Linked DNA regions of Homo sapiens: region 1 is linked to region 2. A link is an interaction called in ENCODE POLR2A ChIA-PET data of the cell type or tissue named here. Cell type or tissue: IMR-90. All regions are shown on one strand. Each heading gives the region's core, and the rest is flanking DNA. Links, peaks and the distances in the headings are about the cores only. Region 1 has its middle 40 kb from the start of EHD3. Region 2 overlaps LBH (LBH regulator of Wnt signaling pathway).

What was found. ChIA-PET counts read pairs that join two places held together with the same protein. Peaks named below come from ENCODE experiments on the same cell type or tissue, not always from the same donor. Only the 100,000 strongest peaks of a DNase experiment are listed, where the experiment ranks them.
Region 1: POLR2A ChIA-PET joins it to region 2 with 9 read pairs; 2 of 35 experiments call an interaction of 5 or more read pairs at or near these places.

What each region holds. Positions count from the first base shown.
Region 1 is chr2:31,271,630-31,277,009 of GRCh38, forward strand. No RefSeq gene overlaps it. Among named protein-coding and RNA genes, the nearest start is that of EHD3, 40 kb to the left of the region's middle. In IMR-90, for the core only: a CTCF peak has its summit at 3,059; a DNase peak (open chromatin) is centred at 2,902; H3K27ac peaks cover 1,223 bases; H3K27me3 peaks cover 427 bases.
Region 2 is chr2:30,243,953-30,249,332 of GRCh38, forward strand. The region is part of intron 2 of LBH (LBH regulator of Wnt signaling pathway); the gene reads left to right. Among named protein-coding and RNA genes, the nearest start is that of LBH, 15 kb to the left of the region's middle. In IMR-90, for the core only: no CTCF peak of the experiment used is centred there; no DNase peak of the experiment used is centred there; H3K27ac peaks cover 1,543 bases.

The DNA of each region.
Region 1 (5,380 bases), core at 125-5,124, 1.0 Mb after region 2:
CAGGTGCAGTGGCTCATGCCTGTAATCCCAGCACTTTGGGAGGCCGAGGTGGGTGGATCACGAGGTCAGGAGTTCAAGACCAGCCTGGCCAATATGGTGAAACCCCATCTCTACTAAAAATACAAAAATTAGCCGAGCATGGTGGTGCGTGCCTGTAGTCCCAGCTCCTCATGAGGCTGAGGCAGAATAATCGCTTGAACCTGGGAGGCGGAGGCTGCAGTGAGGCGAGATTACATCACTGCACTCCAGCCTGGGCGATAGAGTGAAACTCCGTCTCAAAGAAAAAAAAAAAAAAAAAAGAACTGAGGTCACTGGAAGCTGAAGGGATGGGTGATTCACATAAAGCCCTTCAGTGTCTGAGTTGTATTCTGCCATATCCTAGCTCCACCCTTCAGTGTGACTTTTTAAGTTAGAGAACTTCCCACTTACAGTGTCAAATGAGAACAGGACTTGCCTTCTCTCTTCAGGAATGTAGGTACTGGGGATTGACTGGGTATTTGTCTGCCTAGGGTTACACAGGGAGATATCCAGGTTGGAAAGAGTAAAACTACAATTCCCAGACTCCCTTGCAGCCAGGTTCAGGATGTGATTTTAGGTCCCGCCAACCAGATATACTTGTGGGAGACTGTGCTGTAGTAGATCATGCCAGAGGTGGACCCAGCAGCTATACAGCTGTAACAGCAGCTCTCTGGCTTTGCAGCTTCCTATACTTGCTCAAGAAGCTGGAAGTCTTGTTTGTGAGGTTGGAGAAACAATGGCAACACTGGTAGCACCGTAAGCAACCATCTGCCACTTTGTGTTTGCCCACCTACCTATGGTGCCTGAGCACTGCTGCCATGTACAGATTGCACAGAGGGGACCTAGGCTGCAGCAGGAGAGGCTTCATGGAGGGTGTGTGTGTGTGTGTGTTTGTGCATCTCTATGTGTGTTTGGGTCAGGTTGGGACACTACACAGAGGTGGTTTTTTGCAAGATAATTGAAGATAGGAGAGGACATGACAGCGTTTCTCAGAAAGAATGCTGCGGGGGAATTTTCAAAGCAAGAATCCCTTCCTAAGAATTAATTGGGATGAATATGTGCATGTTAGACAGTTGAGGCTATAAAATAAGGACATGTCAGAAGTAGCAGTTCTATGTCCTTCCCTTAGAATTTCATGAGGTGTAGGGTACCCTTCCCCACCCCAGGGCGCATCACTGAAGTGTAGTGGTGGCAGCCATGGCCTGAGGGCAGGTCAGCACAGAAAAACACCAACTCCACAGAGAGAGTCTGGCGGGAGCAGGTGCATGGGCATCTGGTGACCTGAGTTCCTCCAACAGAACAAGCCATGGGGCCTCTTTGTGCCTCTGTTTATTCTTTCCCCAAGTGGGGTCACTTCAGACATTTGGAGATATGAGGCAACAAGGAGATGGGAAAGTTCACCAACAATGTAAACACTCTACATGAGAGAGTTTTGTTGCCAATGTGCTAGAAGAGGCATGCTTCAGGGAAGAGGTGAGAATCCTATACATGGGAAGGAAGGAAAGAATCAAGCCCTGTAAAAGTACAAAGGAAAAAGAGACTAGAAGAGATGTGGAGTTGGGGGATCCTGCCAAGGATCTGAGTGCAGCAATGTTTACAGTGTTGAATACTTGAAAGGTGCCCAGGGGCCTGGAGATGACCTGTGGGGAACCTGCAGCCCTAGCCTACTGTGGCCACTGCCTCCTAGGTAAATGCATATCCCAAAGTCCCTGCCTGCCTTCCCAGCCATCATGATCTGGTGCTGACAAGGGGCTGTGGACACTCAAGGGGCACTCACTGGGGTGGGTTTGGGTATATTGCGGCATGACAGTCTGGTTACGATGCAGACCACCTGAGAACTCCAAGGCTGACAGCAGATCCTCCAGTGTGTTGAACGCCTGACTCTAATGGCAAATGTTTCTCTTCATTTGCAAAGTGTCAGGATCACACTATGTTGTAAAGTTTTCTTTTCTGACAGCCAGTGCTTTTTTATAGCATTTCTTAAACCTCCTTGAAGACAAGGAGCTAAGGCAGTGGCAAATGCCAGATCATTATGGAAAGGAGGGGACCCATTACTGCATCTCAGTCCCATCACAGGGCAGAACTAGGATTTGGTTCACCTTTGAAAGAATCTCAAGCTTAGTGGCATCATAACATTGGTGAAATCTGACTTCAGTCCAGGTTTCCTTTCTCACAGGCCACCCCCTCCTGTTCTCCTGCCCATCCAGGCCCAGCTCAGGATGCCAGAGGACCACCCCTCTCCTGACTGGGCATTCTGTCCTCTCTAGGCCACTAATACATGCATACGTGCATGTGCATGCATGCATACACACACACACACACACACACACACACACACACACACACACAGAGTCTCTCTCTCTCTGTCTCTGTCTCTCCCTCTCTCACACACACACTCTCCATTCCCATCATCCATGTCTGCTCCATCCTACAGGGCTGAGTTTTGCTATGGAACAGCTGGCTGATCTGAAGAACTAAGAGGCTGTATGTGTGACCATGGGGTCAGATGCTGCAGCCCTGACTCTGGTCATGGATATGAGTCTAACAGGAGCCTCCTAAGCCCAGTGAGAGGGGTTCCTGTTAGTCTGGCAAGGAAAGCAGCAAGAGAGGAGTGTCAGGCAGGTATCTGGACCTGACACCACGTGGGCACCTGCTTATATGTGGAATTCCCCTCCAGATCATCTCTGCTTCCTAAATGTCTCCACAGCTTTCTTGGCCATACAAGGCAATTCCCCTCATTCCAGAAAAGCCTAGTCTTCAGGAATATGCAATGGAATGAAAAGATATAACTCACTGCAAAGAACTCAGCTGGTGCTTCTTGCCCTGCGCAGAGTAACTGTTTCAGCCTCAAGCAGCTGCAGCTTATCCTCTTGATACCCTGGTGCATCCAAGAGCCACAGGAATTGAGGCCTGAGATAACGATAGCGTTGAACTCTTCAGCGACATTTCCTGGAACTTCTTGAGATGAAGAGAAAACAAGAAAACTAACTCTGAGCTATAGCACTTGGCCAGATGTTATTTATCAGCCCTGGGGATTTACTTAATGTCTAGTCTGTAATCCTGGTTTAGTGGTCTGTGTGAAAGAAGTCCTCTTCATGCACCAAGGATTTCAATCAGGCTAATGACTAGAAAATGACAAAAATCCTCAAGCTAGGATTCTCCAAGACCCAGTGCAAATATCTCCTCCAAGCAAATGTGACACCCCACTCCCACCATCCCTGCCATCTGCAAACCCCTACAGCTTTGGAAGTGCCACCTGCCTGATGCCACCTTATAACACTGTCACTTGCACACTTGTTTAATTCCACCTATCTAGATAATAAGCTTCTTAGGGGCACAGAATATGCTTCGCACAGAGCAATACATACCCTGCTACTTCCCTAGCTCCCCTTTGAGTGGTAAAGGACTTATTCATCCAGCTGCTCCACTTCAAGCTGTCTCCAGAAATTTCCCTCACCTGCAGAGTTCTGCCTCCTCACTGCTTATGTCACACCCCATTCCCAGGGGCAGCTGTACCCAATGACTGATCAATGAGGGCATATGAAGGTCTGGCCCCCTTGCCCCAACCTGGAACAGTTCTGAAGGGACATCCCAGCTTCAGAACTCCTTATAGGGTCAGCTGAGCCTTTGTGATTGCATTAGAGCCCAACTGCTCCCTCTGCCCAATCTTGCTTCTCTTCCTTCCCAAGTGTAAAGCCAAAGCCACTCTCTAATAAACGTTTTGCATGATGAACTCCATCTCAGAGTCTGCTTCCCAGGGAACATGACCTGCAACACTGTCTATGCTCAATAAATACTTGTTGGCATTAATGAACAATCAATTGCTCGATGACAAATCCAATCAGAGGATGGCCTGCTGGGGATTACTTAGCTGACCATGTGAATAGGTGCAGTGGTCTTGCCAGAAAATATGTACCACATGGCACCAGATCCTTGGCAGGCCACTTTGAATCACTGGGAGAAGATGGAGCCATGGAATGTGCAGGACTTCTCCTGTGAAAGTGGCCCCAAAGTTACCCCTTGGGCAGCTCCAGCCAGAGGGTCATTCTTACAGAATGATGAGAAGGACCACAGGGCTCATTCTGTGCAGAATGAGACCATTGCTCAGATTGTTCCACCTGTAGTTTCTTATTTTCTTAGAAAAGGCAAATCTCGCCTGTTATAGGACATGCCACAGCTCAGAGAGACAGAAGTTGGCAGATGAGAGAGAAGGCATCCTTTCCTGAGGTGCAGCTCCAGCCCCAGCTTTACATAAAGCAAGCATTCAAGGGAGGGACACTTCCTTAGAAATGAAATTGATGAAGATACTGCCCTTAAGCAGCAGCCTAGAACAACTGCATATAAAAACTGAGACTTTCTAACATTCAATCTAAAAGCCCTAATGACAAGGATGAGACAGTTTCAATTGCAGACTTGTAGGATACAAAAGATCAGTGGATGACAAAGAACGATGACAACAAAAGACCTGAGGGGGGTCAGGATACCCACAGCTGGTTTCAAAATCAAAGTGACTATGGATTGGCAGCAGGCCTGGAACACTGCTGGTGATAGGAGTCGGAGAGCAGTGCGGTTTCCATGACCAGTTGTCAGTGTCTTTCCTGGCACATACCCGGGGAACTGTGGCGCATTCACCTCAAGACTAAGGTTTCACCAGTTCCTCAGTGAAGAGGAGTCAAATTTAATATCAAACCCATATTGTATCTTATATATAGTTTATTATATACATAAATACATGCTATAAATAGTTAACAGTTTAGTAAACCACAAAGATCTTATTCCATATCCTCAATCACTTTACCATCTTTGAAAGGTCTTGAGAAAAAGAATTCTCTGCAGATACTTTTAAATGAATAACAACCTGGCCATAGTGAATTCCAACTGGTCTTCGTGGTGAGGATCCTAGCGGTTGGAGTTTGTAAGCAACACCCCTCACAGAATATGCCTTTGGAAATCTGTTCCTGATTGTGTACGGCTAGGCTACAAGACCTCAGGATCTGGGGGCCGAACACGACCCAGGAAATCATCATGTCCCCCCAAATCTCAGACAGTCACTGATGAAGTTGATGAAGTTCTGTCTCCTTGTGACGGTCCTTGGCCACTCACATGTCCAGACCAATTACTTCTGGATGCAGTATCTTCCAGCAATGACTGTCTAGTCGTTATAATATTATGCCTTTGAAACATGCACAAAGAATTGCATCTGAAAAGCAGTTAGTCATTATATATTTGTCAAAACCCACAGAATGTACAACACTAAGAGTGAACCCTAGGGTAAACTGTGGCTTTGGGTGACAGTGATGTGTTAGTGTAGATTCTATTGCAACAAATGTGCTTTCTGGAGCGGGATGTTGATAATGAGGAA
Region 2 (5,380 bases), core at 136-5,135:
GTGCTCTAGCAGGGTCCACATACTCCTGATGGTTTACAAAGTTCATTTAGGTGCTATACAGACAGCTTGAAAAATGTAAGACTAGTTTTCCATTTATGTAGTGGTAGATTTTTAAACAAGTATGTTTTAAATAAATGAGTGGAGGAAACTAAGACATGTATGTGGACATAACAGGGATGATGAAGGTGATATCACAAGGCTGACACATACCAGCTTACATGAGTGTGAAATTCCACAGCACAATCCTTTTAGGATCCTCTAAAATGGGTATCTCTTTGGTCATGTGCCCCTCGGGTATGGCAGTTGAAGCATCAGGAACCTTCCTGACTGTTTTCATTGGCAGTTGAGTGTTAGAGATTTGTATGCCAAATTACTTCTTAATAATGCTTATACTACTTCACATTTTAACAAAATGTTAAAATGGGAGGACAGCTGCCTCTGGGGTTCACAGACACTTTCCAAAGGACATGATGGCAGGGAGGGTTTTCAGGAAATCCATTTCCACATCTTAAGCCTTCTTCTCTTGCTTTTTGCAAATTGCATTTCCTGAAGACTAGCTTCACCTGCTTCCTTGTCCTACCTTTCTTTCAAAACTGCCCTTCTCCCCCTTTACAAGAGGAGAACCTGTCGCAATTCAACTCACTATTGCAGTAAGAAACCTTCATTAAGGCTGGACGCGTGGCTCACACCTATAATCCCAGCACTTTGAGAGGCTGAGGTGGGCAGATTGCTTGAGCTCAGGAGTTTGAGACCAGCCTGGGCAACATAGGGAAACTCCATCTCTACAACAAATACAAAAAAAAATTAGCCAGGCGTGGTGGTGTGCACCCGTAGTCCCAGCTACTTGAGGGGCTGGGGTGGGAGGATCGCTTGAGCCCAGGAGGTGGAGGCTGCAGTGAGCTGAGATCGCACCACTGCACTCCAGCCTGGGTAAAAGTGAGACCCTGTCTCAAACAAACAGAAAAAAAAGAAACCTCAATAAAAATTTACCTTTGTGTTTAATAATTATTTGTGATATGTTTGTTGATCAGTTATATACTAATAGCTGCAATAAACCAATCCAGAATTTGTAAATTAACAAAGCCTTAAAGTAGGACATTTTTTAAAATATCATTTTGTATGCATAAATACATCTTTTTATTGTAGAGAATTATGAAAAGCTAATGACTAAAAACTTTCAAACATAAAAATATATTACATCAAGAAAAAATTCTGTGGAGAAGTAGAATGGAAATACAGTTTTACATAGAGAAAGTAAGAATACAAGATTTGACTTAAGAGCTTGTTCTTGAGTTTTTTAATAGGTCATGGTTGCCGTCAAATTCTTATGGTATTTGTAATCCATTTAGTACATTTAAAAGAGTGGTATGTATATTTTATTTTAAAATGTCAATATGTATAATATATCAGGGATTTTAGAACATGTGAAAGGAGACAGAGTTGTTCAGAATTCCACTGGGGACTACACTAGAAGTTCGGAAACCATGGATACGTACACTTTCTTCAGAATCAAAGCGATGGCACTGTAGGTCCTCAGAGGGGAGGGCAGCTTTGAGCTTGGTCCTATCACCTTGATAAGGAATGTCCTCTACAGTAGCCTGACATCGGGTTACCTAGATATTCTTTGGACACTGTGACACAGAGTCCAGAACCTCTCAGCACAGAGGGATTACAGACTTAAGAATCCGGATAACTGGTTTCTAATCTTGGCTTTGCTGCTACCTATGTCATCTCAGGCAACTCACATCACCTATTTGGGCCTGATTTCCATGTGTATAAGTGAGAGAACTAATCCTTATTGTGTTTTTTAAAAGTCGAATAATGACATGAAATCCACCATCCTAATCCTAAGATGTGCCCGTTGGAGTTTAAAAAACAAAAGCAACAACAAAAACCTGTTCTTTCCCTACCTATCAGCCTTTCAGATATCAGAAGGCACCTTTTATGTTCCCCTCAAATCTTTACCAGTTTTAAAATATGTTGTTTTTCAACCTTGACTTACATAGTCTTTTTTTTTTTTTTTTCCCTTGAGACACAATCTCACTCCGTCACCCAGGATGCAGTGGTGCCATCCCAGCTCACTGCAACCTCCGCCTTCCGGGTTCAAGGGATTCTCATGCCTCAGCCTCCCAAGTAGCTGGAATCACAGGCGTGCACCACCACGCCTGGCTAATTTTTGTGTTTTTAGTAGAAATGAGGTTTTGCCATGTTGGCCAGGCTGGTCTCAAACTCTTGACCTCAAGTGATCTGCCCGCCTTACCTCCTAAAGTGCTGGGATTATAGGCGTGAGCCACTGCACCTGGCCCATAGTCATCTTACTGAGGATTATTTCTCCAGGCCAACTATTCTCAAACCTTTTGGTCTCGGTCCCTTTCACACTCTTAAAACTTATTTTAGGACTACCCAAAGAGCTTCTGTTCATGATTATGTCTTTTGTTTTGATTATGTCTTTTGATATTTACTGTTTCAGAAATTAGAACAATTTTCAAAATTTTTACTTATTCATTTAGAGTAACAAAACTGTTACATGTTAATGTAAATAACAGTTTTTAGTAAAAAATATATTTTCCAAAACAGAAAATGTTTAATGAGAGGAGAGGCATTGTTTTACGTTTTTGCATGGCTGTTTAAAGTCTAGTTTAATAGAAGACTAGGCTAGACTCTCATGTGCTTCTCCAGTCAATCTGTTGCAGTATGTGTTGGTTGTTGGTTGAAGTCAATGAAGGATATCTAGCCTATGCAGATTTGTTTCTTTGGTACTTCACTAGTTTTTTTCCTCTTTCTTTCTCTCTTTCTCTTTTTTCCTTCCTTCTTTCTCTTTCTTTCTTTCTTTTTCTTTCCTTCCTCACTCACTCCCTCCCTCCCTCCCTCCCTCCTTTCTTTCTTTCTTTCAGCGTTTTGCTCTGTCACCCAGGCTAGAGTGCAGTGGCATGGTCATAGCTCACTGCAGCCTCCAACTCCTGGACTCAAGTGATCCTCCTGCCTCAGCCTCCCCAAGTCCCTATGACTATAGATATGTGCCACCATGCCTGGCTATTTTTTTTTAATTGTAGAGATGGGGTCTCACTATGTTGCCCAGGCTTGTCTTGAAATCCCGGCCTCCAGCAGTCCTCCCACCTCAGCCTCCCAAAGTGCTGGGATTATAGACATGAAACACTGTGCCCAGCCAACAAGTGGTAGTTTCTTAAATGTTAGTGGCAATGTGATATCTGACATCTTATCAATGACCTTTTTGTACACTAAAATTCATTAGTCTATTTTGCACTTTGAGTGCATCTTTTACCCATGCTTAGTGTAATGTTCTGATCATTTGGAAAATATAGGTTCACCAAGTTATGCAGGTCTTCAAAATGTTGACTCATTTCATTATACAATATCATAAAATCACATTTCTTAATGTCTCTACTGATCTCAAGCATTAGGAAGCTGTCAGGCTCATGGTGGCTGATACAACTTTTTCAAAATTCTAATTTTCACTTGAAAGCTCTATTTTTATCATTGGTGACAAATACTGTTATTTTCCTTGAAGTGACAGGCTCACTTTGTCACTTTGTCCATTTTTGAGAAAATGCCTGCCAAATACCCAAGTTGGAATAACTACAATTTGTTGGTCATTCTTTCAAGTAAGAATGGTGCTCCGTGGCATGAGCGGCTAGTTCAGCTGGCAACTCTGTCACATGACTGCTTTCCTCAAGACAGCTGTTGTACTTCCGTCAGCAGCAGAAATGTTGTAGGCTAACTGTCCATTTCACTGTGCCACATACATAAGTGACATGTGGTTGAGTCAATATTTAATATAAATTACTTTTTACCACTTCATCAAGGGCATTAATTTTTTTTGTTTGCTTGCTTTCGTTTTAATCGTGAGGGTGAGCTGGCGAACAATTGATGATGCCAAGTATGGTTTGCTGCCACTATGTTAATTCTCGCCAAGGTGCCAGCAGTTTCTTCCACTGTTGCTTTCTATACCCTTAGTGCAAGTGTTAACACTGAAAAAGGCAAACGACATCTTAGTATTACTATGAAAATATGTTACCTCTGTGGAGGCTCCCTCACTGAAAGGATCTTGGCAGTTGAGCTTGGAGAATGGCTGCCCTAGGCTAAATAGAATATGCCTGATGAGAGGGTAGCAGGTCCATCAGCTCTCTGTTAGTGTAGATGGTTTCATTGAAAGGCATATACCTCTAGGAATATAGCCCTATTTGCTTCAGTTGTTAGCCTCAATGCTGCAGTTGTGATCAACTAAAATCTCCAAGCTTCTTTTATGGGAGCTACTATCAAGGAAGACGTCTTGCGTGGGGCAAAAAAATTTTTTGTGGAGGACAAAGTGAGTCGTCCTGGTAGTGCACTGTAGAATGGGTAGAGACGGAATGAAAGTGGAGTAAAGGCCGTGGGGCAGGGCTGCAAGGAAGGCCTTCGAGATTTGTTTCCATCCAGGGATGTTTTTGGAAGCTACGTGGTGGGGGTTAGGAAGGGAACCCAAACAAGAAATGGAAGGCAATGGGACAGGCTAAATATTCAAGATTTGTGTTTCCAAAAAAAGAATGCGGGGATAGTTAGAAATGGCAGCTGAGAGAGGTGTGACCATGGGACATTGGGTAGTACTAGTGGAGGGAGGATAGAGAGACGGATGTGCCACCCACAGATGCCTGGAGGTGACAGGGGGCCAGTCTTCTTTCCAGAAGGTAATGATGATACAGTCAAAAAGTCGTGAATATTTGAAGTCATCTGTGCCTGATAACAAGTCTTTTCTCACTGCCCCGGAGAAAAAAGTTCTCTAACATTCCAAAAGCCTCCTCATTCCACTGGGCCCAGAGTTAGCAGTAGAAATTAGTGCAATTAATTAGAATTTGGAACTCCTGACTCGCAGGATGGGTGTGTGTTTGAGAGATGTTTATGAAAGATGGTGTTTATCCAAAGGATTTCCTTTTCTTTTAAGTTTCAAGGCTGGAGGCTTAAGCATCTTTGATCCAAAGGAAGGAGGTCTAGCAGTTGTTATAAGCCCCAAATCTTTGCTTAAGTCCTCTATAGGATTAGAGGCACCAGGGCAAGGCAGAACAGAGTGAGGTGGATGTTCTGTAACCCCAGTCCAGGGGAGATTTAAGGAAGATGAGAGTCTTAAAGATGGACAGTCTCTGAGTAGAGACTGGAGAATATTCTTCCTTCCCTGCATCTAGTTAGTAGCCCTGCTGCCCCTTTGCTACAATTCTTTCTGTTCTTATTAGCCACATTTCACGTGGAAAAGCCAGTAAAATGCAAATAATAATAATGATGATAATAAAATAGCAGGAGGCAAGTATTTCAAAGACGGAATTTCTTGCCTTCACACATTGTTAGGGGGCAAAGAACAGGTGGGTTTTTTATTTGAATTAGCTGCTGC